Linked DNA regions of Homo sapiens: region 2 is linked to region 1. Evidence: read pairs that join two places in POLR2A ChIA-PET (ENCODE). Cell type or tissue: MCF 10A. All regions are shown on one strand. Each heading gives the region's core, and the rest is flanking DNA. Links, peaks and the distances in the headings are about the cores only.

Region 1 (11,147 bases), core at 4,070-9,069:
GAACAAATCCTGACTGAGGGCCACTGGGCAACATTCACAATTTTAAAGAGCTCAGAGTCCACTGCTATTGGGTATGTGTGGCCTTGCTGTGTGGTCAAAAGGGTGCATTCCTGAAAGTCCTGGCTTTGAAACGCAGCCTGGCCACAGGCTGCCCGGGTGCAGGAACCAGTGTGGCCCAGCTCCAGCGTGGAGATGCTCTGACCCACAGGCAGCCGTGGTAGCCGTGAGCAGTAGCTCTCACGGGGCCCTCTCCTGCCCTGCCTGGAACCAGATGGTGGAGAGAAGAAAATGCTCATCTCTGCGCCCTTCCTTCCCATCTGCGGTCACCTCAGCTGCCCAGAAGATGCTCAAGGTGATGGAGATGGAAGGAAAGGGCAGGAGAGGTTCACTGCCTCCTTCTGACTAGTGTTCCCTGCGGCCCTGCATGGACTCCACCCCGGTCATGCTCTCAGATCTGCTAGTGCAGCCCTCTGATTGTAAAAATAAAGCACATAGGCCAGGCGCGGTGGCTCATGCCTGTAATCCCAGCACTTAGGGAGGCAGAGGCAGGTGGACTGCCTGAGCTCAGGAGTTTGTGACCAGCCTGGGCAACACGGTGAAACCCTGTCTCTACTAAAATACAAAAAATTAGCTGGGCATGGCGGCACGTGCATATAGTCCCAGCTACTCTGGAGGCTGAGACAGGAGAACTGCTTGAACCCGGGAGACGGAGGCTGCAGTGAGCCAAGATCACACCACTGAATGCCAGCCTGGGTGACAAAAAGAGACTCCGTCTCAAAAAAATAAAAATAAAAATAAAAACAATAAAGCACATAATGACAATAATATAAAAAATCATGCACATAACCTTAGCTACCATGTACTGAGTGGCTACCATGTACTTAACAGGCAAACTTTATTCCAATGGACAAAGTGAGTGCTGCAAAGTTTGACTGACTGATGATTCATTCATTCGTTCACTCACTCAAAACTATGTACTGAGCATCTAGCAGGTGCCAGGCCCTGTTCTAAATGCTGGGGATACAGTCATGGGGAAAAAACAGGCAAACCCCTGCCTTTCTAGTGGGATGGAATAATAAACAAAATAAGTAAGAAACGCGTGGTCTGTCAGATGATAACATATGCTCAGGAGAAAAAAACGTAAGTCAGGGAACGAGAAATAAAAAATTGTGGGAGTGGGTGCCAACTTTTTGGATGGATGGAATGATCAAGGACAGCCCAAGGAGGTGACTTCTGACAGGAGACAGGAGGGAAGCGAGGGAGCGTGTGGTGTGGGTGTTTAGACAACAGGCATCCCAGGCAGAGGAAGCAGTCAGGGCAAAGGCCTCGAGGCACAGCAGGCTTGGCGTGTCCAAGGAGGCAGCCCAGATCACACCATCAGTAAGGGAGGGAGGCTTTCACTTGCCATGCTGTCTGGGCAGAGAGGCGCAGGAGGCAACACGGTGTGTCCAAGGTCACACAGTTAATCATTGAGAGATCAGCCAAGCATGGCACACTGGAGTCAGGGCACAGAGCTGCATCCCAGGGAGTCACACCCCTCCACATCCCAACACTCTGATGTCACACCTCCACCTTCCTTGGAGGCTCCTGGAGGAAAGGCCCAGGTGACAGCTCTTCCCTGGCACCAGGTGGGTCTCCTGGCTTCGCCTCCCGCTGCCTCGGGACCTGGGAAAGGTTCTCCCGACTCAGCTGCTGGGCAAGCCGAGGCCTCCTGTGGTGGCGAGACTGAGCGAGGGCAACAGCGCTAGTCCCTGGGGAGGCTCAGGGCGACCCCCGGGATTCTAAAGGTACTTAGAGACTGCGAATAAGTTCAGGGATTTATCTGTTGGGCTCAATGTATTGGCCTGGCAGGAAAGGTCATTCAGGAAATTTTTCAAAATTAGTGATAGTCAATCTTCTAAAAGACAATTATATCTGTGCGTATACCTCCTGCATCAGCGTGTGGAACATACACGCACACGCAGGTGCACACACACTTCTACCTAACACACGTCCGAATGTGAACACCACTTGTTCAACTTCGACATCTAATGATGAGGTGATCCGTGGCCAGCGTGAAGATACGCAGAAAGCATGGACTCCTGAGCCCTGGGACTGCAGTCTGAAAGCAGCGGAAACACTTCGGACCTGGGCACCTTGCGCACCTCGCTTCTTTAGCTGTCCTTGGCCTCGATTTCCTTATCTGTAGAGTGGAGCTCACCAGATTGCTAGGAGAACTACAGAATAAAGCGCCCGACTTAGTGCCTGACATCCAGAAGAAGCGCCATGAAATGGAAGCTATCAAATCGCAGGACAGTTTTAGAAGTATGTGCAGTGCAATCATTTCATTTAGAAGACAAACCAAACCCATGTAAGCAAATTTATGAGCCATTTCTAAATACAAATAGCAATGGAGGTGAGATAATCAACAACTAGCCCCAACTAGTAATTTGCAACAGAAATGAATGTTTCTTAGTCAATCATCTTCTGTTTCCCCCTTCCTGGTGGTGACATGGTTTGAATCAGCCAGTCTGGGAAAAGCCATGACACACGGGTTGACCTCTTGAAAGCAGTTAACTTGGAAGGAAAAGGAATGATTCTTAAACCCAGTGAACCCAGTTCTCCAAGCAAAGGTCGGGCGGCAGGCCCAGGCTTGCCCCTCGAGGTGTGGCCCGAGCCTCCTCAAGCCATGTGAGCACGTCACAGAGATGCCTCAAGTGTCCCAACTTCCTACTTGGTCAGCACTAACCATGCGGGTAGAGACGGCCTGGTGTGAAAAACAAAACACGGGTAGGGTCGTAGAATCGAGACTGGACTGAGGGCATTGATGTCCCAAGGGCCTCCTGAACAACAGACCATAAACCAGGTGGCCTGCATATCAGCAATGTGCTTTCTTAAAGTTCTGGAGGCTGAGAGTCCTAAGTCAAGATGTCAACAGGGTTGATTTCCTCCGGAGGCTCTGAGGCAGGATCTGCTCCACACCTCTCTCAGCTTCTGGGGCTTCTGGGGCTGCCAAAATCCTTGGCATTCCTTGGCTAGCAGCTGAATCTGTCTCTGCTGTCACACGGTGCTCGTCCCTGTGTGTCTCTCTGTGTCTAAGTTTCCCTCATCTTTTACGGACACAGTCACTGGATTTGGGCCCACTCTCCTCCAGCATGACCTCCCGCATGACCTCCAGCATGATCTTAACTTGGTCGCATCTGCAAAGTCCCTATTTCCAAAGAAGGTCATGCTCACAGGTACAGAGACTACAGCGTAAACGTGCCTTTTGAAGGCTACAGTTCAACCCATAACAATGACGATCCCAGAAGACATCAGAACAAGCTCAGGCTAGCTGGTGGCTACGTTCGACAGTTCAGCAGGAGAAGGGCGGGTGGGCTGAGTACTCAGGGCTCGCTTTTCCAATTATTCTCCCTGGGACGGTAGAGAAATTTCTTTTTTATGCAGAAGAAGCTGAACTGATCGAAGATAATGTATGTAAAAGAGGGTACGTGCCTAGCACACAAATGCCACTTAGTGATGCCACCTTGGATGGATCTGGAGGAGGCTCGAAGCTCTGACACTCGGTGACATTTCCACTACCCGGTGACACAGAAGCCTCGGAGGTAGCAGCCACGCGGGCACCCAGCTAAGGGAGAGATGTGGGAGGCGGGCGGGAGAGGCTCTGCTCTGCCTTGGGAAGCGGTGAGGAAAGCTGAATAAAGGCGCAGGCTTTTGTGAGCAGAGGCAAGAGACTCGAGTGAACTGCCAGGAAAGTCAGCTGCCAGGGGTGCCAGGTGAGTCACTGACTCAGACGGGCTACACCGATCCCACAAAAGACACGTCCTCCCACCAAGAGAAATCTGTTTGACTTTAGAAAAGTACAGGTTACAGTGATACTCACTACACACCCCACCTTGCAGCGCAACAGAGGCGAGACGGGAGGAACAGGAACTGCACCTAGGTCCCTGAGGGATCCGGATCCACCTTTACTGGGATTTTATTTCCCCCAAAAGCAGGACTCTACTCAAATCACATTCGCCTGGGGTAATAAAGTATCAGAATCCTCTAGTAAGAAGGCTGGAGCCTCATAAGACGTGGGACCCTGGTAGGAATGGATCAGATTCTGTGACTTTCCTTGATCCTGAATGAGTCTGATTTTCCCCCTGGGCTTAATTTTAACAACGAATGATCTATAGAGATAAATTTATAGCGGCCTGACTGAAAGATGGACTCTTTGAGAAGGTTTTCACGCAGTGATGATGGTCTTACTGTCCCCAGCCAAAAACCCTATCCTCTCACTGTTAATGCGGACCCTCGTACAAAGGTTTTCAGATGTCCCTGCACCTGCCCATGTATAAGGTTCCTATGGCTGCTCAAATGGCCACACACGCAATGGCTTCTTCTCTTACAGTTCTTGAGGTCAGAGCCCAACACGGCCTCACAAGGCTAAAATCAAGGTGTGGGCAGGGCTGGCTCCTTCTGGAGCCTCCAGAGGAGAAGGAGTATCCTTGCCCGTTCTCCAAGGCTGCCTGCATTCCTTGGCTGGTGGCTCCTTCCTCCATCTTAAAGCCGGGAATTGCAAGGCTGCTCTCTGCCTCCGCACATCTCCTCCTCAGACTCAGACTCTCCCACCTCCCTCTGTCCCTGGTAGGGACCCCTGTGATGACACTGGCCCCCCTGGATAATCCAGGGTAACCTCCCCATCCCAAGCTCCTCAACCCAGTCTCCTCTGCGGAATCCTCTTCATCCTGCAGGCAGCATATTCCATTTCTGGGGAGTAGGACATGGGCATCTTTGAGGGCCCATGAGTCTGTCCACCACACAGATCTCACTGCCCCACAGTTTCACAGCCCATCTCCTCGAAGACCAACAAGCCCCAACCAAACTGCTGACAGATCCAGAGCCATCTATGTCACCCAGCCCCTCACACTCTGCCCACCCACACTCGGTGACTCGGGGCTCACTGAGTGTCCCAAGCATGGCTACCCTCTGTATCATGTACCATCTGAGAAACCATGTGCCCCCAATCTCTCTCTTTACCCTCCCTCACGGGCCCATCCCAAGATATTCTCAAGATGCAGCAATAGCATTGTGACCTCCAGAAAGCTTTTCTTCATCCTCCCAACCTGCCCTAGAGACCTCTCTCTTCTTCCCCCCTTATATCCGTGTCATGCTGCATTATGAATAACTATTTAATCATTTGTCACAGTATGGGGGAATACTTCAAAGGCAAGGACCACAGCTCATTCATCTGTATCTAGCCAAGGCCTGATTTACAATGGGTAAAGCCATCAGTAAGTGATGGATGAAGGGATAAAGGGATGGGCGGATAGATGGAGGGATGGGTGGGTGGATGGACGGGTGGGTGCATGGACTGGTAGGCAAACAAACTGAAGGAGAGGAGAAAGGAAGGGAGGGAGCATGGGTGAGTGCCTAACAAAAAAATCGCGCTCACCAAATATTTGTTGAGTGAAAGCAAGGAGATAGATGATGATGGCAGTAAAGCAGGGCGAGCAGGCATGAATTAGGACCATGCTCTATGACCTTAATTCTATGTTTCTTTCATGCCATTGAAATAACTCAGCTGAGCAGTTAACAACATGAGGAAGAAGCTCAAGACTTGGGCATCATTTGTGCTAAGTCAGAGAGGGAAGCCCCAGCAAGCAGGTAGCTGTGACCTCAAACCAATGACCAGGAGGATTCTAGGAATAGTTACCAGAATTAGCCAAAACTCAATGAACTATTTTAATTTCCCAGGCTGACTCAAAAGTACATCTCTCTGGGACCAGCAAAAAGTGTAAGAACTTCTACCAGGCCAGGAACCAGCTCCACGCTCCACCTCTGGTCATATCAATTCAATGCATGAGCACAGCTTCAAGGTACTCCCAACCTCACTCCGGGCCCCTGTCTCTGGCTACACCCAGCTTTTAAAAATGTATCCAGCATTCAGCATGAGACCAATGGTGGACTGGGGAGCCACAGGGTCATAGGAGGAAGGGCCAGCCTTGGCATTGTTTAGAATGAAAAAAAAAAGTCTTCACTCCAAGACCAGACAAGCGCCAATTTCAACCATCTCCTTAAAAATACTATTTTTCTATGAAGTTGTCATGAATGTGAAGGATATTTTTCTCCAACATTTTATTATGAAAAATTTCAGACTTAAAGAAAAGTTGAATACTGTTATATACCCACCAAAATGGCTAAAATTTAAAAGACTGACAATAACAAGTTGGCATAGATATGAAGCAACCAGAAATCACCCATACTGCTCCTGGGAATGTAAACTGGTACAACCACTTTGGAAAACAGGTTGGTTTTCTCTACAAAAGGTGAACCTATGCAATACCAGCGAATGGCAACTCATGCCTAACTATAAGCCAACAGAATTTCATGCACACATTCCCAAAAAGGCATACGCAAGAGACTTCCTAGCAGTATTATTCATAAAAGCCTAAGAAGGCAACAACGTGAATGCCCACCGTCAGTAGAATGGGATATTTTTAGGATAAAATGTGATCCAGCAACAAAAATAAATAACCTTCAGCTCTAAACAGAATGTAGATGAAGCTCACAAACACATGTGGAGCCAAAGAGGCCAGACATAAAAGAACACGCATTGATTTGCTTTCTGTAAAGTTGAAGCTTCTAAAAAAACTAAATAAACACAGACACTGTGGTCAGGAGAGTTATCGCGGGGGAGGAGGATGAAGGGTGGTCTCTGGGAAAAGTCTGAGGATGCTTCCATGGTAGAAACAAAATCCAACTGATAGCCTGGTGGTAGGTCCATGAGATGGGATAATTCATGGAGCTGTTCATTTGGTTGTGTACTTTTGAAAGTAAGTAATACTTCAATAAAAAGAAAGAAGAAGAAAAGAATGGATGAATACCCTTACACCCACCACCTAGATTCTACAATGAACATGTCCCTGTTGGTGTTTTTTTCTGGTATCTAGCTATTCCTTTACCCGTCCATCAGGCATTATCATTATTACTGACGATAAATGATATTTCTGGCATGCAGGCTGTGAACCCAAAGGCTCTTACACACTCAGCCAACCTCCCCCACCGTGGGCTCCCGGCCAAGCCAGGGTGTGTCTGCAAACCTCACTCTCCACCATCGTCTTGTTACCCAGCACCCCCTTTCCTGACACACTTTGAGCCAACGAGCTGGAGAGCTGAGAAATTCTGTAGCAGACAAAAACCAAGAAAACACATTCCTTTCAGGTCCAGGCCTGCCTGGCCCGCGCGTGTTGTCTGAACTGCACCATCACCCTGTTTGCAACTTCTTCAGAAACCAGGCCCCAAACTGCAAAGCTCACGCCCTGTGTGCTCACTCCTGGGAATCCAAACAAACTCAAAACATGTCCAAAGCCATCCAAGGAACTGAGAGAAGATTCCTGCTCATTATAAAGCAAAATTTCTCTTCTTATATTGGAGTGGGTAGAGAGAGGCTCAGGGCCCTTCCAAAGGAAGTTGGGTTGCCTTCCACAGAGCTGCCCAGAAACCAAACGCAAACCTGCTCCTCTGGCGGGCTGGGGCCTTCACTGTGACCCCTCCCGGGGGCACCTCTGCAAGGCAAGAGTGGGCTTCCTAAGCTTTTTTGTGCCTTGGACCCCTTGGTAGTCTGGTGAAGCCTCTGGGCCCCTTCTTAGAGTAATCTTCTTAAAAGTATAAAATAAATAGGAAACTGCAAAGGAAAGGAAGCTGATCATAATGAAAAACAGCTATCAAAATATCCCTTAAAATTTCCAATGGAGTAACAGATCCCCTCTTTATTAATCCATCGTATAACAAGACCTAGCTGTGGGCCTGATAACTACTGTAACTTTGGGGTACTGATGAATGTAATGATATTCCAAGATATCCACAACAACAGGAATGAAATATGCAAACACCCGCGATTTCTATTGATGACTAAGTCACAGGCACTGCTAACACCACTGTGATTGGTACTGCCTACAGCCGTCATGGAAACAAATGCTAAATTTCAGTTACAGGTTGGTGACCATAAAGATGTCTTTTTTAAAATGCCACATCCAAGTTCACAGATCACTTGAATTCTATCCAAGGACCCAAGGTTGAGAATTCCTGGAAGTCAGGAGCTTTCTTTTGTCCCTTTTGTTTTACTCCTGACGAGAAAATGCTCTCTGCACCTAGGTATAGACCCAAACAAACTGAAAGCAGGGATGCAAAAAGATACTTATATACCAATGTTCACAGCAGCACTATTCTCAAAGCCAAAACGCAGAAGCAACTGAAATGCAAACGGACAAACTGAATGGACGAACACACACACACACACAGACACACACACACACACACACACACACACACGTATTATTAGTCAACCTTTAAACAAAAAAAAGGATTCTGATACATGCTACAATATGGGTGAACCTTGAGAGCATTACGCTAAGTAAAATAAGCCAGTCACAAAAAGACAAATCTTCTGATTCCACTCATACGAGGTTCCTAGAGGAGTCAAATGCATACACACAGAAAGCAGAAAAGTGATTGCCAGGGGTCGGGAGTAGGCAGAATGTGGAGCTATCATTTAATGAGGACGGAGTTTCAGTTTGAGAAGATGACAGTGTTCTGGAGATGGATGATGGTGGATGGTCGCATGACAATATGAATGTACTCAACGAACTTTAACATTTAAAAATGATTGGCTAGGCCAGTGGCACACATCTGTACTCCCAGCTACTTGAGAGGCTGACGGAGGAGAACCATTTGAGCCCAGGAGTTCCTGGGCAACATAGCCATACTCTGTCTCTTAAAAAAAATGTTTTTTAAGATTTAAAATGGTAAACCTTACGTTATATGTATTTGACCATAATAAAAAAAAAATTAAGGAAATAAAAATAGGGGCCAGAGGCAGTGGCTCATGCTTGTAATCCCAGCACTTTGGGAGGCCGAGATGCACGGATCACCTGAGGTCAGGAGTTTAAGACCAGCCTGGCCAACATGGTGAAACCCTGTCTCTACTGAAACACAAAAATTAGCCAGGCATAATGGCGGGTGCCTGTAACCCCAGCTACTTGGGAGGCTGAGACATGAGAATCGCTTCAACCTGGGAGATGGTGGTTGTGGGGAGCCGAGATTGTGCCACTGCACTCCAGCCTGGGTGGCTGAGCAAGACTCCATCTCAAGAAAAAATAAACAAATAAAATAAAAATAAAAAATAAATGAATAATTTAAAGAAATAAAAATAGGGGCCAGGCATGGTGGCTCATGCCTGTAATCCCAGTACTTTGGGAGGCCGAGGTGGGCGGATCACTTGAGGTTAGGAGTTTGAGAACAGCCTGTCCAACATGGTGTAACCCCATCTCTACTAAAAATACAATTATCAGCCAGGCATGATGTCATGTGCCTGTAGTCCTAGCTACTAAGAGGAGGCTGAGGCAGGAGGATCACTTGAACCTGGGAGGTGGAGGTTGCAGTGAGCCAAGATAGCAACACTGCACTCCAGCCTGGGCAGAGGAATGAGACTCCATCTCAAAAAAAAAAAAAAGAAAGAAAAGAAATAAAAATGCTCCCTGCAGAACATGGGAAGGCGCAGTTACTGTCAAGAATAGGAACAGCCTCACTTGTGACTGACAGCTGAGTCGCTGGGTGGCTCTGAGCAGGGCCTGTGCCGCCAAACCCACTAATGAGCTGTGCCACCGTGGGCAAGTTACTTCACCTCTCTGACCTCAATTTCGGCATCTGCAAAATGAGGGCCGTGATGGCTGCAGCTGCCATACCTTGGGCAATGATGACGTGCCTGGCTTGGCGATAAGCATTTTGCAGACACTGTCTCACCAAGACTTCCAGATAACCCCACGAGCTTAGTAGGTTGTGGCTAACACGTTACAGATGACTTAGTTAACTCACCCAAGGTCACCTGTCTAGGACATAGCAGAGCCAGACTGGCTGAAGAACTCAGACTTATAATTCTCTCTGTATCTCTCTGTCACTTGTAGACAGTCTCTGCCCCTCTAAGCTCCAGTGGGACAGACACCATCTCTGTTTCATGTGCCATGTTACCCCCAGAGCCCACTACAGAGGAGGTGCTCAATAAACACTTGCTGAGCAATTGAGAGAATCCAGCTCTGTCTGACCCCAATACTGGCTTCCTTTATAAGCAATGGATCGTGGCATTACAGGGTCCTGTCTTTCAGGTCTCCTAATAGATGCTGTGACAAGCCTAGCACCTCACAGGTCAGAGGGTTCCGCATGGAACCCGTGAAAGAGGCAGAGGCCAAGGGAGCCAGTTTAAGAGACAGAAAAATAAGCCTACTCCAAGGAGCACAGAAACACTGTCCACCCATGGGCACACATACACACGTACAGGCACACCTGGCAAAAACACCTACAACTCAGGAGCCAGGAGCTGCAAAGTTCTGCCGGTGTGCAGGCGCTGGCTTTTAGTTCAAGACGCCTTGACGTTTGGAGGGAGCCAAGGGATGAGCTGGGTGTTACATCCAGGCTCCTAGCTAAAGGAAGCTGTGTCTGAGCGAGGTTCAGGGTTACCTGGTGGTGACTCAGCTCACCTTCTTCCTGGGGGAGGAGGGAGGCTCCACCAGGGGCTACGAGGTGGTTGGAGAACAGGCACGGTGCTCTCCAGACAAAAGATGCTGTCCTCTTGGTTCTTTTCCAGACTTCGTTCTAGGCCACCATGGCTTTTCGCGGGAAGGGGGTTTGGCTGGGATCTAAATGAGGCAACCACGGTTGGGCTGAGTGACTCGAGAATTTGGATTTGTCAGACTGGATGAGTCAGTTGCTTGGCCGGGGCCCAGGTAAGCTTGAGGTATCGTGAGGGAAGCCCTGCTTCTGGAGTCCAACCAAAATGTGCTGGGAGGGTACCAGACCCACCTTGCGGCCGTGTGACTGTGGGCCCCACGTCCTTCTGTGTGACAGGGGGTGAGTCTGTCCCCCATTCAGGCCTCGCACTCAGATGGAACAAGATGGCAAACAGGGAGTGACTCCACAGTAATCAAAAGAAATGAACTAGATATTCAGGAATCAACGGAGAGATCTCCAACACATGAGCATCGTCGGATAGGGTGGAAAAAGGCAAGCTGCAAGGGAACTTTAAAAACATACACAAAGCAAAGCGCGGTAGCTCACACCTGGAATCCCAGCACTTTGGGAGGCCAAGGCAGGAGGATCACTTGAGCCCAGGAATTCGAGGCCAGTCTGGG
Region 2 (11,147 bases), core at 3,077-8,076, 93 kb before region 1:
AATAATCTCCCCACACCACACACCCTCATACAAATGACCCCACATGCCACATATACACACAAATAGTCACCCCACACACCACACACACACACTCATAAGCCACCCACACACCACACACACACGCACACCGTCACCCCACACACCACTCACACACTCATAAGCCACCCACACACCACACACACATGCACACCCATAGTCACCCCACACACCACACACACACATGCTCAGTCACCCCACACATTCATAAAAGTCACCCCACATGCCACACATACACACACACACTCATAAGATAGTCATCCCACACCCCACACACACTCATAGTCACCCCACACGCCACACACACTCATAAAATAGTCACCACACATACTCAAAACAGTCACCTCACACACCACACACAGACACACCAGTCACCTCACCACACTCATAAAATAGTCACCCCACACAACACACAGTCACACTCAGTCACTCTCGCTCTCACACACACTCACACATTCACTCTTACACACATTCTCACGCGCACACACACTCACTCTCACACTCACACACCCCACATTCTTTTCCACCTTTCTCCACAGAGGAGGGACAGAGGCCTGGGCCTGGATGCGGTGATCGAGGGGCTGTGGCCACCCTAGGGGGCTGGGAAACCTGCCCAGCAAGAAGAAGGCAGCGTGGCCAGGGCAGGCAGCCAGAAAGGATCCAAAGCTGGGCTGGGATTTTCCCAGAGCCAAGGGCACTCCTCTGGCCCTGGCAGCCCTGGGACAGGAATACAGGCCAGCTTCTTGTGACACACAGTCTGCTCATTGGTCCCCGGCTCTGGGGCTTGGCCCCTGGGGCTGTTCTGAGTGACCTCACTTCCCCTGGGGAAAAACCATCTTGGTTTCCAGGACTAGTGTGCCTCGGCCTGAGGAACCCCTCTCAGGAAGCGAGAAGGTGGAGAGGCACCAGGAGCTCCAGCTCCCATAGCAGGTGCATCCTGGCTTCTCGGGGCTCCTCTAGGAGCCTGGTGTGTGTCTCCTCACAGCCCAGTAGCCTGGACCTGTCACCTGGGCCTGTTCACATGGACAGACTTGTCCCTCACAGCTGTGCATACCTGGGTCTCTCACCTTGAAACCCTGGACACAGAAACAGGCCAATCTTCTCAATGCTTTGTAAACACACACGGTCCCCTCACAGCCTGAACACGCTCTTGGCCTTGCCCCACAGACTGGGCCTTCATGGCCTCGTGTGCACACAGGCCTGTGCCCTCACAGCCTCATGTGCAGACAGGCCTGTCACCACAGGGCTTGGCCTCTGAGGGCCAGGGCATGAGCCAGGAGGTACATCTGAGTCAGAAATGAAGCCTCATTAACCCAGAATAACTATTTAATGCTTCCACACCCCTGGGAATTAGCCTCAAGGGCTGAACCACCCAAACCAAACAGGGCTGGCCTCCCCAGGGGCCCTCAGGACTGCAGCTTCTGCTCTAGCGAATGCTGGGAGGTGGAGCAGCCATGGGCTGGGAGATCCTGGCCCTCCTCCTGCAGGCTCCAGGCCTCCTCAGATCTCCCAGACCAACATGGCAGAGGCCAGGCCGGGAGGGCTGGGAGGAAGAGCAGAGCTGCTCAGAGAAAGAGGCAAAGATGTTCAGGGTCTAATCCCGCTTGCCTTCTTGGTGGCCTTGGAACCTTGTGCGACTGACTTATCCTCTCTACACTCAGGTTTCCCCATCTGCAAATGTTGATAAGAACAGAACCTATTCAGTGAGAGGAAGTAATTCACAAAATGCAGTGTCCATTGCCGAGCAAACTCCTCCAACATGGGAGCTACAACCGTGTGTGAACAGCTCAAAGTTCTGAGCTGATGCCACAAAAACAACACTGTTACCCAGACGGAAAAGCGTGACCAAGATGACCTGGATATTTGCCTTCTTCCACAAAACAATTTGAGGTCAATTCCATAGCAGCGGTTGTCAATCGACCCTGTTATCATGACTGTCCCCATAAGGAACCCTAGTGTCTCCCTCATCTGTCCTCCCTTTGGAAGAAATACTCAAGAATAAGATTTCATTGAATAGGGTCGAGCTTTGGAGGGCCACAGACTATTGTAATCATTAAGATTTGTTTAAGTGTCAAGGAACCAATTTTGGTCCCATTAGGGGTGATGCTGCCCCTGTTGGGAATGGCCTAGAGATGCAAGTCCAACTTGATCAAAACTAAGCAATGGGGACACAGTATTTAGGAGGTGGCATTTTTTTTTTTTTTTTTTGAGACGGAGTCTCGCACTTTCGCCCAGGCTGGAAGTGGCATTCTTTACATACAGGAGAACGTATTCTGACAGTATGTGCACCGCAGCCACAGGAGACAAATGTATATTGGTGTAGGAGAGAAAATGACAAAAACAAGATAGCATTAGGAGATATACCTAACGTTAAATGACAAGTTAATGGGTGCAGCACACCAACATGGCACATATATACATATGTAACAAACCTGCACGTTGTGCACACGTACCCTAAAACTTAAAGTATAATAATAAAAACAAAAGAGAGTTAAAAAATTCAAGCTGAGGTGGTGGAATTTCTAAAGGTCCTCAATTTTGATGTTCCACTGATTTTTTTTTTTTTTCAGTTAAAGACAGAGAAAAGAGAAAAGAAACAAGGAAGGAAAAGAAAAAGAAAAACCTCAAATAGGTGGTTGTAAATAAAGAGGGGAGAGAGAGTGGCTGTATCAGCAGAAGCAGAGGGGTTATGTCCTGGGAGGGCTGTGGAGTCCCAATCTCAGAGAAAAGCACGGTGTGATCAAGGAGGAGGTAGGACAGCCCCACAGATCTGGATTGAAATCTGCTGGGCAACTGTAGGCAAGTCACTTGATCTCTCTGAGCCTTGGTTCTATTACCTGCTTAACGACAATGAACCAGAAATGACCTAGCCAGCCCTGGCATCTCACATGTACTCAGTAACTGCATCTGTATTAGGTGAACACTTTCTGGAATCTGCCCACAGAACCAGGATCCAAATTCACGTTTCCCAGCTAATTTGGCTAGCTGGCGGTACCTCCAAAACACCTTACGTTTCTTTGCCATTTTAAAAGGAAGGAGAGCATGCCTTCTCAAATATCACCAAAACTGGGTACAAAGAGCCACAGGAATTGAGATCAAGTTGCCAACACTGAAATATCACTGCCACCTGGTGGCAGCATACCTAAATTATTGGGGGGCAATTGTCCAAGGAGAAACACTGTGTCTGAAGCATGCTGTAGACACAGCCAAAGCTTACACCCTGAGAGCAAAGACTACCATTGATCACCTGGCAAGTGGGCCAGCACACACCCAGGCATCTGCCAGTTCCTTGACATCCTGATTTAGGTTTTCTGAAAATTTTTTAAACTGCTTGATTAAATTTAGCAACCATAAATAAACCGGATGCCACCATAATTGAATGCAAACATCCAGGTCTTCATGAGAGCTGCTAGAAACACAGTGATCCCAGTTCTGGACTTGCTCAATCAACTGTCTGAATCCCACATGCAAACCTTAACATTTTTGGGGTGGGGCATGGGGGTCTCACTCTATCACTCAGGTTGGAGTGCAGTGGACCAATCTTGGCTCACTACAACCTCCATCTCCTGGGCTCAAGTGATCCTCCCACCTCAGCCTCCCAAGTAGCTGGGACCACATGGGCGCACCACTACGCCCGGCTAATTTTTTGTATTTTTGGTACAGATGGCATTTTGCCATGCTGCCCAGGCTGGTCTTGAACTCCTGAGTTAGACTACCCGCCTGCTTTGGCCTCCCAAAGTGTTGGGATTACAGGCATGAGCCACCACACCTGGCCAATCCTTGACATTTGAATGTTTCAAGGCCGAGCTTTTAAATCATCTTTCTAGCCAAAGCCTCCTGAAGTCCATTTCTATGCCCATCATGTTGGTTGCCCCTTGCAGCTGTGCAATACTCACAGATTTCACAAATGCTGCCTTCCAGGTGCACGTGTAAGTCACTGTTGAAAATGTGGACCAGGGAAAGGCAGAAAACAGAGCCTTGTGGGATACCGCACCTGACAGCCTTCATTGATACTCATCTTGGCCTCCTTTTAAATAAGGCATTTTTCCCCCAACCTGTCGGGTAGGCAGTGTGTCTCCAAGTACATTCTGCCGTGTCCTGAGCTAAGAGAAAATGCAAGGCTGTCACTTTCTGAGGCCCCACAAGTAAAACACCATGGGGAAGGGAAGAGGTGGTACCCCCGTGACCAACACCGCTCAGTCCTCCCTCTCAACTGCTTTGGCATCTGACCCCCAGACGGTCCCCAGTAGGTGCTGACGAATGTCCCGCCTGTCTTCAGACACACTCGTACCCGGGCACAAAGAGAGACCCAGGCATCAGAGATGTTCTCCCAGTGGATACAGAGCTCTCAGTAGCACCTGCTGATCACACGAGCAGGTGTGCACCACCTTACCTGCTTGGCTGACATCTATGCCTTCCCACTCTACTACATTCAGAAATTTCCAGTACATACAGGTACTGGAAAGGTCGAGCTGAGCCCTGCCTCAGCCCCTTCCTAACGATGGGAGCTTGGACTCCAGTCTGAGCCTCATCTTTCCCGTATGGAAAATGGCAACAACGATAATCATCAACCTTATGCGGTTGTGGTGAGGGTGAAATGGACATGATGAGACTAGCAGAGCTCCTGGCACACAGTAGGAGCTCAAAACACGCCAGTCCTGGCACACAGTAGAAGCTCAGTAAACACTAGTTCTCTTCCCCTTTGCAACCCAACGTGGAGACTCAGCTCAGCTTCTGAGACTTGGCCCCACAGCACAAAGCAAGAGGACCAGTAGCTGACAGAGGAAAGGAGGGGAGTGGCCCTCTCTGGGACCAGGAAAGTAATTATCTGGGGTTGCCTTTCTGCCCCCAACCCTGGCCGTTGGGGGAGCCCCTCTGGAGCCATGAGAGGAATCCTGAGTGTTCCCTGGGTCCTCCCAACACGTGACATGGCACCCAGCTCTGCATGGGGCCAGCTGTTCATCCCCTGTGGCTCCCCAGCTTACTGTAAGGATGACAGCTTATGACACACTGGTCATTCCAGCCATACCCGCTGTGGGGCCAGGGGCCTGTCAAAGCTTGTTCTAAACCAGAAGATCAGAAGACAAGGAGAGACAGGGAGGCAGGGCAGGAATGAGAAGCTGACTGTACGTGCTTCACGCCCTGGTCCTGACGTCAAGGTTTCCATCGCCTGAGCCATGGGGCACAACTCAGGCTCCTCGGGTGGCTGGGGGACCCCTCTTAGAAGATCTGCCCCTGGGTCTCCAAGAAGATGAAGTTCCCTTTATGTGCCAGAAAGCTCTGAACCATCCTATGTAGAGCCAGAATCAGAAAATTAGGCCACAGAATCCGACAACTGAAAATCAGTGAAGACTACAGAAATAGGGCTCAGGATTTTGAATCTCTGTTAAGTTTACACTTGGCACAGCCTTTGGAAGTTACTTTCAACTAAGCATCTTGAGCCCCTGAAGTCCAGCCTCCCCGGCTGGACTCCCCTCAGGGTCGCCCTCACTCTGAGAGCAAGCAGTTCTATGATCCTTTTGAAGCAGGAAAACAGCTATAGGGTTTGAGAACACCAGGGCGAGAATGCTATTTCAGCACTGCAGGGGACAGGAATTGAACAGCAGAGGACGAAGGGCCAGGGGCTCTTAGGTAGGGGAACAAAGTTCCTCAGCTGAGCCATCTGGAAGGCATGAGTTCTCCACTTTCATGCCTCTGGGTGACAGATTGGCTTTAAGCCATCGCACCACTGCCTGAGTCGCTTTAAACAAGCAACCGAGTCAGTACTTACCTTCCATTGCAGAGAATGGAACCACTGGTCTCGCAGGTAGCTATTGGCAGCCTGTAACGACAAGAACAGGACAGCAAGGTCCGGTCATCAGCTTGCGGCATCTCAGGGCATTTCAAGGCCAGCATGTGAGCCCCCAAGCCTGCTCTGTAGACAGCGTCTGCCCTGTGACCCTAACAAGCCTGCTGAAAGATATGCTAAGCTGAGCCTGTTGTGTGCAAAACCAAAACAGAAGGGCTGGTCAGGGAGGATTTCCTAAAAACAAGACATCACTAGCACCGTGTGCTTCCTTTGCTGTATATGAGTGACTTCAGACACTGCTGACTTGAGAGCTTTAACTGCACACACAGCTGGACTTAGGGGCATGGGAGGGAATGGGATGAACTGGTTGGAGGCCTGGGAGTGAGGATGGTGGGGGCTGGCTGGGGGCCTGTGTATGAGGACTGTTCTAGGAACTTGGCTTTTGTTATCCACGTAGTCTCTCCTTGGTCCTCACAGCAGCCCTATGAGGTGGCACCTATCATTATGCCCATTTCACAGAGGGAAAAATCGAGACCCTGAGATCTCACAATGAAGTGCATTCAGACCCAGGGTAGCCTGGCTTCCAAGTCTGGGCATTTAACCATGACCTTCTCCTGCCAATGGCAGAAGATCATGGTAAACGGCACCCAGCAGACCTAGGCTAAACATCACAGCGGGTGAAACAAAACCTTCTCAGCTCCACCCCACACTAGCTGTGAGTCTTTGGACATCTCAGCCTCAATTTTCCCATCTGTAAAATGGGGACAATAACCCTGATTTTCCAGGGATGTTTTAAAGACCAGAAATTATTCTTGTAGAGCATCTAGAACCAGGCTTGGCACATGGCAGGTGGTCAGAAATGCAGCCATCGTTATTATTATTGTTATCATTACCATTGCCATCATCCAGTCCTTTCCAATAAAATGCAGCCCAAGGCAGCCCTCCCATCCCTCATGAGTATCACTGCGGCTCTCACCTCCTTTCTCGGTCTGCTAACAGAACAGTAATGCTATGGTGTTTCATGGACGCCAGACACAGCTCTGAGTCCTGTGTGTGGACTGGCTCATTCAGTCCTTACAAGACAGCCCTGTGAAGTCGGTACTGTCATCTCATGGTACAAATGAGGAAACTGAGACTTTGGAAGTTAAAAACTTTCCTGAGTGTTCACAGACATGTGGTGCGGGGCCAGGAATTGAACCCAGGTAATCTGACCCCTGCTGTAAACCACAACACCGGACCATTCTGAGTTCCCCATTGGCTACCCCTCCACCCCAGGCTGGGCCGAAGTGCAGCGTGCGTTCCCCACCAGAACCCACAACCCTCTCTCCAAAGTGACCCTGCCTCTGACGGTTCAGGGGGTCTGACGAAGGCTAGAGTCTCTCTCCAAGCACGAACATCCACCTTCTGCCTCGAGGCACACAAACGCGCACACACACACTCAAGCATGTAACCGCTTTGTTTCACCCTTGTTCGAGGAGATCCGGATCACGCTACAGGTGACCACCTCCCGCTCCCCAAGTCATCTACGAAACATCAGCTGCTCTCCGAGGTCAGGGTCTGGAGCAATCTCTGGCCTTGCATAAATGATCCATTCCAGTAGCAAGTGTGGTGAGGACTCAGGCTCTGGTGAGTGAGCTCAGGGACTCAGAGTTTTGAACCCTGGACTGCACGAATCCACACCAGCCACCCTGATGCTGGTGGAGCTTGAGTCTACCCAAGTGCAAAGCAGGCAGGAGGCAAGCCCTCCGTGTGACACAGGAACTCCGACAAGGGCTGAGCCTCTTACAGGTGCAGGTTCAAGTCTCGGCTCTGTCGTGTCTAGTGGTGTGACTGCAGCAAGTTGCTTGACGACCCAAGCCTGTGCCCCCTGCCCAGAGTTGCGGAGGCCAAGGAGGAGAAACAGCCCCCTGGAGAGACTGTTGCTGAGCTCCCTCCCATCAGCACTGCCCAAGCTCTACTGGTCTTGTGACAATTCCTATTCATTAGGATGACAAAATACACCCTGCTCGGGGAGAGCTGTGCGAAGATCCCAAACAATGAGCTAATCCATGAAAAGTGCTTCCTCAGCACGGTGCCTGGCACGTGCAAACACTCCACAAACAGGGGCCAGCAGCGTCAGCAGCCACGGCCAGGTCTGTGCTGATAAATGCTTAACATCAGGCTCTCTGGAACAACAAGCCCTGATCCCGGCGTGTGCGGATTTCTGTGTTGTGAACAATCCCATTTTGGCTGATTCCACACCTTCAAGGGGATGCCCCTGGGCCAGAGCTGGGGAGAGACGGGCACGATCAGCTCTGGTGGGCAGGTGCAAGCTGGGATGAGCTGGCTCCAGGGCATGCCTGGTCCACATCCATTCCTGTGCTTCCTCACACACCAAGGGGGCCAGAGAGAGAAGGAGGTGGTAAGGAAAATAAAGCCCCCTAAACATGTTCCATCCTAAATCCCTTGTGATTAAGTTATCCTGCGTGGCAACGGGACTCTGGATGTGACCAAGTTCAAGGTCTTGAGATGGGGATGATCTAGGTAGCCCAATGAAATCACAAGGGTACTCACAAGAGGGAGGCAGGAGGGCAGAGTCAGACTAAAGCAGAGGTCAGAGTGATGTGGCCATGAGCCAAGGAATGCGGACAGCCTTTAGAAGCTGGAAACGAATTCTCCCCGAGAGCCTCCAGAAGGAACATAGTCCTGACACCTTCGTTTTAGCCCCATGGGACCTGTGTTGGACTTCGGACCTCCAGAACCATAAGAGACTAAATCTGTGTTCTTTTAACCACAAAGTTAGGGGCAAGCAGTCACAGCAGCAATAGGAAATAAAAGCAGGAGGTACAACCAGGTTGGTATAACGCGGATGTGAGTTGTTCCACTGGCTCTGAGGGTCCACAGTGGACCCAGGCAGTGCCTGTAAGCTGCCACCGGCTGGACGGAACGGCCAAGCAAAGACAAAAAGAAGGTGGAGGAGGACAACCACATCCCTCCCTCTTCTGTGTCCACTGGCCCCGCCAAAGTGCCCTGTATATATGTGTGACCCTAAGAGGGAAGGGGCCACGCATGCTCTACCTACCACTGTATCCTGTGGCCTGGAGCACCAGGAGACCAACAGGTGTTTTCTGAATGAATGAACAAAGGAATGAATGGACTAGGAGTTCCTTGAGGGCAGGGTCTTATTTCTGATTCCACAGCTAGGTGAGCAGTGCCTGGCTGGGCCAGAGCTGGTTACACTGGAACGAATGAACACAGAAACAAAGGAAGAAAGAGGAAAGTGACCCAGGTGTCACAGGTGGTAGAGAATGACCAGAGGAGACTCCCTTCCCCAGCCTCTGTAGCGAAACCCAACACAGACCGTCCTCCACGATGGCTAGCCCAGCCCTTCCCATCTGGGGTCTCCCTGGCTCATGAGTCTTAGGGGGCCTTCCAGCCCTCCTCAACAGTGTGTGAGCCAGTCCTCTGGCTTGGCCAGGCAGAGGTTCTTGCCCAGGACTCTGGATCTTGGGCAAGTGCTATGGAGATGGGGCAGGGAGAATTCACCTGGGAGGAGCTGGGTCCTGCCCTGCACCTTCCTGCACTGGTGGTGATGGGACTACCACCTGCATGCCCCGACCCCAGCTCCAGGCCATTCTCCAGGCTGCCACCGTTCTTCTAGTACATTCCTTTCCTGCTTGGGATGGCCAGATCCCATTTCGGCTGCCGGCACATGAGAGCCCTGAGGGACCTGCAGGGCCTACTGGCTCTTGGCCCCTTCTTCCTTTTCAAAGTGGACATTCTGATGTGTTTGCCCCGTAGGCATTTTTACAGAAGGAACCAGCATTTCCACAACTGTGGCTTCTCCTGGTCACACCGTTGGTGCTCCTGGCGTCTCCTCTGCCCCGAGCTCACATCCAGATGGTTCTGGCCCTGCCAGACTGGGTCCGGCCCACTGCTGAGTTGTTGGCAGGGATGGCTGACAGATCTCTCCTCCTGGGCCCCAGCTGCCTGGCCTGGCCACGCCCCCTGTGACTTCCTGCTGAGCTGCAGGAGCCTCCAGTCTTAGCTGGGTCCTCGTAGCCTGCCTCTCACAGCAGCACTTGATGTCTAAAGGCCTGGGACGGATTTCTTCAGAGCCACTGACCACAGACACTGCTACACATCAGTCTCTTCTCAGCCCCATCCTTCCAGGCAGAGCCATCTGGGTTTCCAAGCCTTTCCTCCCATAGGAGGGTGTGACCCCCTTCCCCAGCCACACTTGGCTTTCTGGCCACTTCTGTTCCACTCTGGGATCCTCTCAACTCTTGGAGGTCGGTGTGGCAGTCCAGGAAGAAGGCAGGTTTCGGTTCAAGAAGGCAGGTTTAGTTTGCAGATCCCAGCTAAACAGGTATGACACAGGCTGGCGAACTAAGTGCGATGACGCATGTCACTACCAACCACAGACCACGGGTGCTTACTCGGTACCAGGCACCACGAGAAATGCTCACACACACCTCCTCTCCTCCTCAACGCACCCATCTTACAGATGAGGAAGCTGAGGCTCGGAGCAGGCAGTGGGGTGCCTCTGCACACTCCGGCGCCTGCCCCTGCCCTCCCCACACCTCGGCCAGGACCCCATCCCTCCTCCGCTCTCCTGAAGCTTCTGGCGGCCACTTCTTCAAGCCCTCGGCCCACACCCTGAGGCTGGCTGGGTATTTATGTCCCACCCACAGGATTGGGAGAGGAGGCAGGATCCACGTAGGATTAACTGCGACTGCTCCAGTGAGCCTGGTGTTAAAAAAAAAAAAAAAAAAATACAGCTGAATGAATTAATGACATGTAAGGCAAGGCACAGAGATGCCGGGCTGAGGACAGTCTCGATGCGGAACTCTCCTGCGCCTCCTTCCAGGGAGGCAGAGACAGCCAAGATCTCCCACCCACCGCGCCCGGCTCCTTCTGCCCCAGTGCGACGAGAAGGAAAGCTGGCCGTGGTCCCCTCCCCACCCCCGTTTAGGCTGGCTGCACTTTGGAAGAAGGCAGAGGCTTCAGCCATGTTTGTCCACGGTAACAATGAGCATCTTTCCATCAGAAGCCAAAGGGAGTTTAAAGATCACCTGATTCAGGGGGGTTTATGGACCCCTTTGAGAACCTAAAACAAGCTATGGACTCACACCCATGTAATGTCAACATTTATGCACACACACAAAGACACATACACCACACACACACCATACACACACACACCAGTTACACATGCACACACACGACACACAAGGACACATACACCACACACACAGACACATACACACCACACACATACACACACCATACAGTTACACATACACACACACCACACAAAGACACATACACCACACACACAGAC

What was found. Peaks named below come from ENCODE experiments on the same cell type or tissue, not always from the same donor. Only the 100,000 strongest peaks of a DNase experiment are listed, where the experiment ranks them.
Region 2: POLR2A ChIA-PET joins it to region 1 with 15 read pairs; 11 of 35 experiments call an interaction of 5 or more read pairs at or near these places.

What each region holds. Positions count from the first base shown.
Region 1 is chr16:81,523,126-81,534,272 of GRCh38, reverse strand. The region is part of intron 1 of CMIP (c-Maf inducing protein); the gene reads right to left. MIR7854 (microRNA 7854) reads right to left here and starts at 371; the gene lies at 307-371. RefSeq lists enhancers at 992-1,491, 1,492-1,993. In MCF 10A, for the core only: no CTCF peak of the experiment used is centred there; a DNase peak (open chromatin) is centred at 7,172.
Region 2 is chr16:81,615,586-81,626,732 of GRCh38, reverse strand. It overlaps CMIP (c-Maf inducing protein), which reads right to left. Exons shown (of 21, transcript NM_198390.3): 3 at 5,807-5,857. Among named protein-coding and RNA genes, the nearest start is that of MIR6504, 9.8 kb to the right of the region's middle. RefSeq lists enhancers at 532-721, 3,236-3,305, 7,630-8,230, 9,663-9,732, 9,157-9,999 and 2 more and a silencer at 3,066-3,115. In MCF 10A, for the core only: a CTCF peak has its summit at 3,172 (motif pointing left); DNase peaks (open chromatin) are centred at 3,162 and 5,092.